Linked DNA regions of Homo sapiens: region 1 is linked to region 2. Evidence: chromatin loops called from intact Hi-C (ENCODE). Cell type or tissue: endothelial cell of umbilical vein. All regions are shown on one strand.

Region 1 (4,000 bases), 530 kb before region 2:
TTACTAAAAATTTTGAAGATGAATTGAAAAATTAACCATTTAAAAAAGAGCAATTGCTAAAACATAGTGAAGGTTTTTATATAAACTATAAAAATATAATCCTTGTACAAAATTCAAATTATTTAGATGTTATGACTATGTCTTGCATACAGTAAAGTAGGTCCCTTATATTTAAAGATATTGGTATTTAAAAATTAAAATAACATATATCTATTACTTCCTACTTATATATGAATTCATATATATATATATATATATATATATATATATATATATATATATATATGGCTTAATTAAACTTGAAGGTTCTAAGAAACAAGAATGAAAATGAACTCATAGAAGAAAGTTCACTAAGCAAGTAAGCAAAAAAAGTGCTTAGCCTCAACTTAGAATTGCAAAAAGAATAGAAAGGAATATGTACTTTCCACCTTTGCTCAGGTTCTATCTCTTAGTAATGTCATATAATCCTTGGAAACAGCCTGACAGGATTACGCAACACAAGTTCCCTCAAGTATTATTTCATTGCTCTTTGGGGTAACCAAACCTTACAGACTGTCAGCCAGCACTACGGTTTAAAAAGGACATTCCACAGTGAGTTAGAAGCTTGCTCTGACTTCACTATTTTATTCTGGGCCTTCTGAATGGGCTGTCAGTTTGAAGGTTACTAGACTTGGAGATAATTTAGACTATAATACAAAGCATGTCAGATAAATAAAACCTCTTAAAATTTCACTTTCCTCTAAAACTTGAGATATTGTTACCAAATTAGATTCAATATTGTGACTTGTGTGTTTACTAAACATACATAAATAAATATATGTTTTCATTAACACACAGACATATATATGGTTTGTCTATTAACACTATAGTTGCTTTATAAATGTATTGCATTTGTAAATGTTTTGGTTCTCCCATTTTTTATTCTAAATCTCAGCAATTCATATGTTGACACCTGGCAGATATGGTTAGTTTTTAGAGTGACAAACATTTAGTAGCTAGGAGAGCTGGCCCTTCCTAAAGTCTGCTAAAACTTATCATTGACAGATTTTGCTTTGTCAATCATAAACCAGACACAGTCCCAGAATTCATTATCCATTGTACCATTCTAAAGAGATTGCTATTTTTTGTAGCATAGTCCTAAAATGACTCGATGCACTCATTTTAAAATCTTTTTTAAAAATATCACAACAAAAACCAGATCCTAGAAGTATGGAAAATGATTTAAAGATTTACTTGTAACTATCAAATGTATTCTCCAAGTAGGAATACTTTAAGTAAATGAAACAAAGGCAATTTATATTGTCCAAAAGCATGAAGAAAATCTCTGACCTAGATTATACAAATTTTTGGTTTTGGAGAACATTACAGATTTTATTTTCTCCCTAGCAAATATATTTTCCAATTACATCTTTAGGCTACTACTAATATAAATTTGCATCCTTTAGCATACCTGGTTATTGAAAGGGCTAGACAGATGGGAGGGACACACAGACAATTTTTCATTTTCCACTTCTTTCTTTCCTTCTCTAATCTCTCTTATCTTCAAAACTTTCCTTAATCTTTTTCACTCTGTTTATACCCCTTTGCTTTCTTTTTTCATGTTCAGTCTTTTATTCCTCTTTCATTCATTTATGTAAATATTTTCTACTTTATCTGGGGAAAATCTTTCTACCTTCTGACAAAATCTCAACCTTTGGTCCTTTTCGGTCAAACTGTTTTCTGTGCTTTATTAACAGTTTAGTGTCACACTGATCAACTTTGAGGGTGACATGTAGCATGAATCTAATAACAGTAGTGAATACTTTAAATAGTGAATGAACACTATCTATTAGAATGCAAGTTGCATGAGAGTAGGGATTTTTTTTTATTAAAAGTATATTCCTGGGCCAGGCGCAGTGGCTCAAGCCTGTAATCCCAGCACTTTGGGAGGCCAAGATGGGTGGATCACAAGGTCAGGAGTTGGAGACCATCCTGGCCAACATAGTGAAACCTCATCTCTACCAAAAATACAAAAATTAGCAAGCTGTCGTGGCGCTCACCTATAGTCCTAGCTACTGGAGAGCCTGAGGCATGAGAATCCCTTGAACCTGGGAGGCGGAGGTTGCAGTAAGCCAAGATCGTGCCACTGCACAGTGTGGCCGACAGAGGGAGACTCTGTCTCAAAAAAAAAAAAAAAGCATATTCCTAATGTTTTAAAAGTTCCTAAGGTATGTAGAAAAAATCAGAAGAGTAGGAGAAAAGGAGTTTCAGATTTTGTTTGTTTAAAACAGTCCTGGATTGGGTCTTTTGATGATGCCAGGTTTCCATTAAGGGACCAGGGAAGTACAATGTTGACAAATGTGATACATGCTGTAGTAGAATCGTGTGCAGGGGATGAATGGGTGTCCTGGCATGGGAACTCTTAAATCTGTCTAAAATAATGAGAAAGATGTCACAGGGAAAATAATATGTGAGTTGCATCTTGAAACGTGAATAGAAATTCATTGGCTATAGAAGGGAGAGGGGCATACCAAGAAAGGAAAAAGCAAATACATTATGGAATATTGGATAAGATTTTTCCTGATGCTCGAGGATTAGTAAATAGCACTCTCATTCTCTATTACCAAAGTTCACTGAATTCCAGCAGAGAAGACCTGCTATAATCTTCTTTTCCTTGCTCACTTCCAATTATATGAGGAAAGGGTGAGATTATGTGGCTATGGTGGTAAAAGTCACTGAGTTTTTAGATGGGTGGCAATGAAGCTTCTTGTATTCTCCATCTTGAAGATGTGGGAATGTGAGAGATTCTCAGGAAGAGTAGAAGCTGTGGAAGGAACCCACCAACATTCTCCAGATAGCAAAATGAGTTTGCAATCTACACGGAGAATTGCAAACTTCAATCCACTGAAGTATAGAAACATGACTTCTCCCATCCCAAAATCTTCCTTTGTCCCATCCCAAAATCTTCCTTTCTCCCTATCCTCAAATATGGGGATGTGGAATCTAGAAGAAGAAAGAAAGCAAAGCAGTAAAAGAGCTGAATACTCCACTTTTCCAAGCAGAAGTTTGGTTTGCATTGAGTTTGGAGACCACTTTGGAATAGAATATAAGTTTAGAGATTAAACAGGAATGAATGAATTTTAAATGCAGAAAGTGACTGTGTATTTATATAATCTGACCAAAACAGCATGCTACTGATACAAAAGCAGACACATAGGCCAATGGAACAGACTACAGAACCTAGAAATAAGACTGCACACCTACAACCATCTCATCTTCAACAAACCTGACAAAAACAAACAAAGTGGGAAGGATTCTCTATGCAATAAATGATGTTGGGGTAACTGGCTAGCCATATGCAAAAGATTAAAACTGAACCCCTTCCTTACACCACATACATAAATTAACTCAAAATGGATTAAAGGCTTAAATGGAAAACCCAAAACTATAAAAACTCTGGAAGGCAACCTAGGCAGTATGATTTAGGGCATAGGCATGGGCAAAAATTTCATGATGAAGATGGCAAAAGCAATTGCAACAAAAACAAAAACTGACAAATGGGATCTAATTAAACTTAGAGCTTCTAGACAGCAAATGAAACTATCAAGAGGGTAAACAGATAACCTACATAATGGGAGAAAATTTTTACAAACTATGCACCTGACAAAGATCTAATGTCCAGAATCTATAACAAACTTAAACAAATTTACAAGGAAGACAACCAAACAACCCCGTTAAAAAGTAGGCAAAGGACATGAACAGACACTTTTTAAAAGAAGACATACATGTGACCAACAATCATATGAAAAAAAGCTCAAAGTCATTGATCATAACAGAAATGCAAATCAAAACCACAAGGAGATACCATCTCACACCAGTTAGAATGGCTATTAAAAAGTAAAAAAATAACAGATGCTGGAGAGTTTGTGGAGAAAAGGCAGCACTTATATACTGTTTATGAGAGTGTAAACTAGTTCAGCCATTGTTGAAAACAGTGTGGTGATTCCTCAAAGACCTAAAG
Region 2 (4,000 bases):
TGTTGTTTTGTTTTGGAGGCCAGGGTTGGGTTGGTTGTTTAATCACACAAATTATTGTATTCGCGATGATGATTTCTGGCTAACAAACCCAAGTTGAGATAAGGACGCTGAACAATCAGCAAAGTGATTTTCTCCACACATCAGTCTCTCAATTATTTATATCCTAGTAACATTTATAGCTATTTCAAATCACTATAGGTCATTTCAAATCAGTATAATTTATTTGCAAATTTAAAAAGCGGCAACATGTAAATCCTCAAATGTCCAGGTCCTCCCAGTTCCTGTACTTCCCCAGTCAGGACAGTCTTCACTCTTCACTGTCATTAGATTTTCTTTCCCCTAATAAACAGTCAAGACCAAGAAGGTTGGCGTCTCCCACCCTTAACAAAGCATGGGTAGTAAATATTTTGTTAATAAGTAAATTAATGTATAGCAAAATACATGTATACATTTTACACATATTCTTAGATTCCTTTCTCTGCATCTAACTGTAACATAATCACAATGCCAACATACAAATTCTGTCTTCAATTAGATAAGATGTTTAAAGCATTGCATTATAGCTATTAGTCTTTAATGCTAGACTGTAAGCCTCATATTTGCTCACCCTATGTCTCAGGATTTAGAAAGCCCACAATGTAGTAGGAACTTAACAAATGTTTGTTAAATAAGTGAAGTCAGTCAATTCGGAATGACAAAACACAAAAGTGGTTAACTTAGATATAGTAAGAGTATTCAAAGGGCAATGCCGTCATACATGGAACACTTTCGGATCTATGGAATTAGAGCAGTCAGGCAACTGACACCCTATGTAGATAATTTTAAGATTTTGACAGGGCTTCAAAGACAAAAACAGCTCAACCTTCTGATCTTCAAACCGAGCCAGCTGAGATCCAGAAAAGTGAACTGTACTTCGCTAAATGTTTGCCAGTTATTGCAGACCCGAATTCACACGTGGGTTTCAGATCTCTTTTCAGTACTACATCCTCACTGGTAAAGGTAATAGAAGAATTCGAGGGGAATGAGCTGTAGGGACTAAAAAATTAGAAACCTAAACTTGGTGGCACAAGAATCAGCAAACAACTGGCTGTGAGTGAATCTTTGAAACCTATGCCAAGGGTTGTCTTTGTCATTAAGCACTGAATATCCAGCTGGGCTATGTTGGAGATAGGGAGTAGCAAAAGGAAGGGAAAGCACTTCTAAATGGCTTCTGTCCCCACTTAAATGGCTGCATGTCATGAGATGATATTGCTAGCATATAATAAATACTGTTGGCTAATGTCTTTAGTGCTACCAAAAATAACTGAACACACTTCCCATTTCCCTCATTTTTTTTTAAGGATGACTATTTCCACTTCCAATTATTATCACTTCTCTCGGTAGTAATATTACTGGCTATTATGTTACTTATATCAAATCAGAAAAAAATGAAAAGCAAAAAATAAACTGATTTAATTCAGCCCATAAATAAGAAAAAAAGAAAGAGATGTAAATACAATTTAGTATTTAAGCTACATGAAGGTAGGGACCAAGTCTATGTTGATCCCAGACGACTACAGACCCAGATATCTGAATTGAAACTTAGGTCATTCCTAATTTCAAGCAAAACAGGGTAATATCTCCTTTCACCCCATCACTCCCCCTGCTCCCAAATTATATTATAATTCAGAGCACCTGCAGTGTAGCAGAAGGAATTCCCCATCCCCTACCTAACTGGGATTCCTGGACAGGACAGGCGAGGGGCACAAGAGACAGTCAGCCTGATTTCACCTAACAAGCTCGGTAAGAAGAGGTCCAGAGTTAGAAGAGTTGGAAAAGGTATAAACTAGCGCGATTCCTCCAAAAACCGCATTCAGAAAGCTTTAGACAGGACAGTCTAGACAGTCCAGGCCCGCGTCTGCAGGTTGCCCGGCAACAGGCGCCGCAGCGCAGGGCTTCTGATTACACTCTGACCTCCAGGGACGAAAAGGTCGTCGGCCCAAGTCCCTTGTTCGTTCTACGCCACCTCCCGCCCCCGCCAATCTGCCTCCTCAGTTCCGCTGCCTGGCTGACCGGAACTGAGCTTGTGGCCGGAGACCCCGCCACGCTCTCAGAAGTACTTGCTGGCTGGAAAACCCAAAGGGGTGAAACCTCAGCTACAGCCGCCGCAGCCTCCCAGGGAACCGGCTCCGCGGCGCCCCTAAACCCCGGCGAGGAGCCGGAGCGGACTCACTCACCCGCGCTTCTCCTGAGCAGGGAAAGGGCCAAAGCCCGGCCCGGATCCACGGCGGTTGTTGTGTAATTCTTTGTCTAATTGAATTCTGTTTAACATATTTCATAAGGCACCTGTCTGTGCACAGAGCCCAGAATGACGTTTTGAGGAGAAGAAATTTAAGCATATGCTACAATATCTGCTCTCAAGGAGCTTGCACTTATTTTTTTTAAAGACTGTAATATATTATATAGAGATACATAGATATTAGACATGGATATTACTTTAAATTTGTGTGACTATGTACATATAGATGATTACATGAATAATTGCATATATATGTATGTGTATTTGTGTGTGTATATATAATTAAAATTTAAAATGATGTGTGGAAAGGGCAAAGGCCTAGAAATCAAGAAACCTGCATTTTATTCTTTGCCTTTTTTTTTTTTTGAGACGGAGTTTCCTTCTTGTTGCCCAGGCTGGAGTGCAATGGCACAATCTCGACTCACTGCAACCTCTGCCTCCCAGGTTCAAGCGATTCTCCTGCCCCAGCCTCCCAAGTAGTTGGGATTACATGCGCCCACCACCACGCCCGGTTAATATTTTGTATCTTTATATAGAGGGGGTTTCACCATGTTGGGCAGGCTGGTCTCGAACTCCTGACCTCAGGTGATACCCTGCCTCAGACTCCCAGAGTGCTGTGATTTACAGGCATGAGCCACCATGCCCGGCCTAAATATTTTTATGTATGCTCTGTACACAATATCTTGGCATCAACTCCTCATCTATAAAGGGAAAAAGCTGGTTTGAGATAATTCCAAGGATCCACTCCACTCTAATATGCACTAACTTTCCTAAATTACACAGCCAAGAGTCAGATATTCAAATTAGAAGTAAGAGTTTATGAAAGTTAATCCAGTTCTTTCATAATCATGTTTTTCTAATCTGCAGTAACTTTTCAAAATTAGCTCCCCTCAGAATGTATGTATCAAAACGTGAATATTTCCAGTATTTCCTGGTGCAAATTTGGGAGTAAAAATACAAATAAATTTTTAAAGTATAAAAATAGTGAAGGAAATGAGGTATAATGTAATCACTCTGTATTTTTCTGCTGCACTCCATAAAATTCATCTATCCATTACCCCCACATAGAAAGAAAAGCAAAAATAAATAGCAGAAAACACACATAAAAATAAAACAGAAAGCTAAATTTAACTTTTTTTTTTTTTTGAGACGGAGTCTCGCTCTGTCGCCCAGGCTGGAGTGCAGTGGCGGGATCTCGGCTCACTGCAAGCTCCGCCTCCCGGGTTCACGCCATTCTCCTGCCTCAGCCTCCCAAGTAGCTGGGACTACAGGCGCCCGCCACTACGCCCGGCTAATTTTTTGTATTTTTAGTAGAGACAGGGTTTCACCGTTTTAGCCGGGATGGTCTCGATCTCCTGACCTCGTGATCCGCCCCCCTCGGCCTCCCAAAGTGCTGGGATTACAGGCGTGAGCCACCGCGCCCGGCCTAAATTTAACTTTTAAAAAGTTATAAAAGAACTTAAAAATTCTGGTGCACCAACTAACCTTGGCCATTCCAGAAATAGATGTTCAAGAAAATAACATTAGGACATGCACTTGTTGATTCCTGGCAATTAGACTTTTTACACCTAAATTGTTTTAGTATTTCTGAATATAGCTGTCTAAGCCATTGGGAACATGATCTAAAAAACATAATGTATACAATTCAGACATTTTATTAAAAACGTCTCTTAGAAGAGCAATAATCTTGGATTATGTTTGACTATATATACTCTACTTTTG

Evidence for each region. A loop is a pair of places that touch in the nucleus more often than their neighbours do. Peaks named below come from ENCODE experiments on the same cell type or tissue, not always from the same donor. Only the 100,000 strongest peaks of a DNase experiment are listed, where the experiment ranks them.
Region 1: a loop joins it to region 2, with 7 times the contacts of the local background. A loop is called at or near these places in 1 of 110 quality-filtered maps.

Annotation. Positions count from the first base shown.
Region 1 is chr12:74,801,300-74,805,299 of GRCh38, forward strand. No RefSeq gene overlaps it. Among named protein-coding and RNA genes, the nearest start is that of ATXN7L3B, 270 kb to the left of the region's middle. In endothelial cell of umbilical vein, a CTCF peak has its summit at 2,129; no DNase peak of the experiment used is centred here.
Region 2 is chr12:75,328,158-75,332,157 of GRCh38, forward strand. CAPS2 (calcyphosine 2) reads right to left here and starts at 2,167. Exons shown (of 17, transcript NM_001355024.4): 1 at 1,710-2,167. RefSeq lists an enhancer at 2,074-2,123. In endothelial cell of umbilical vein, no CTCF peak of the experiment used is centred here; a DNase peak (open chromatin) is centred at 2,164; H3K4me3 peaks cover 589 bases.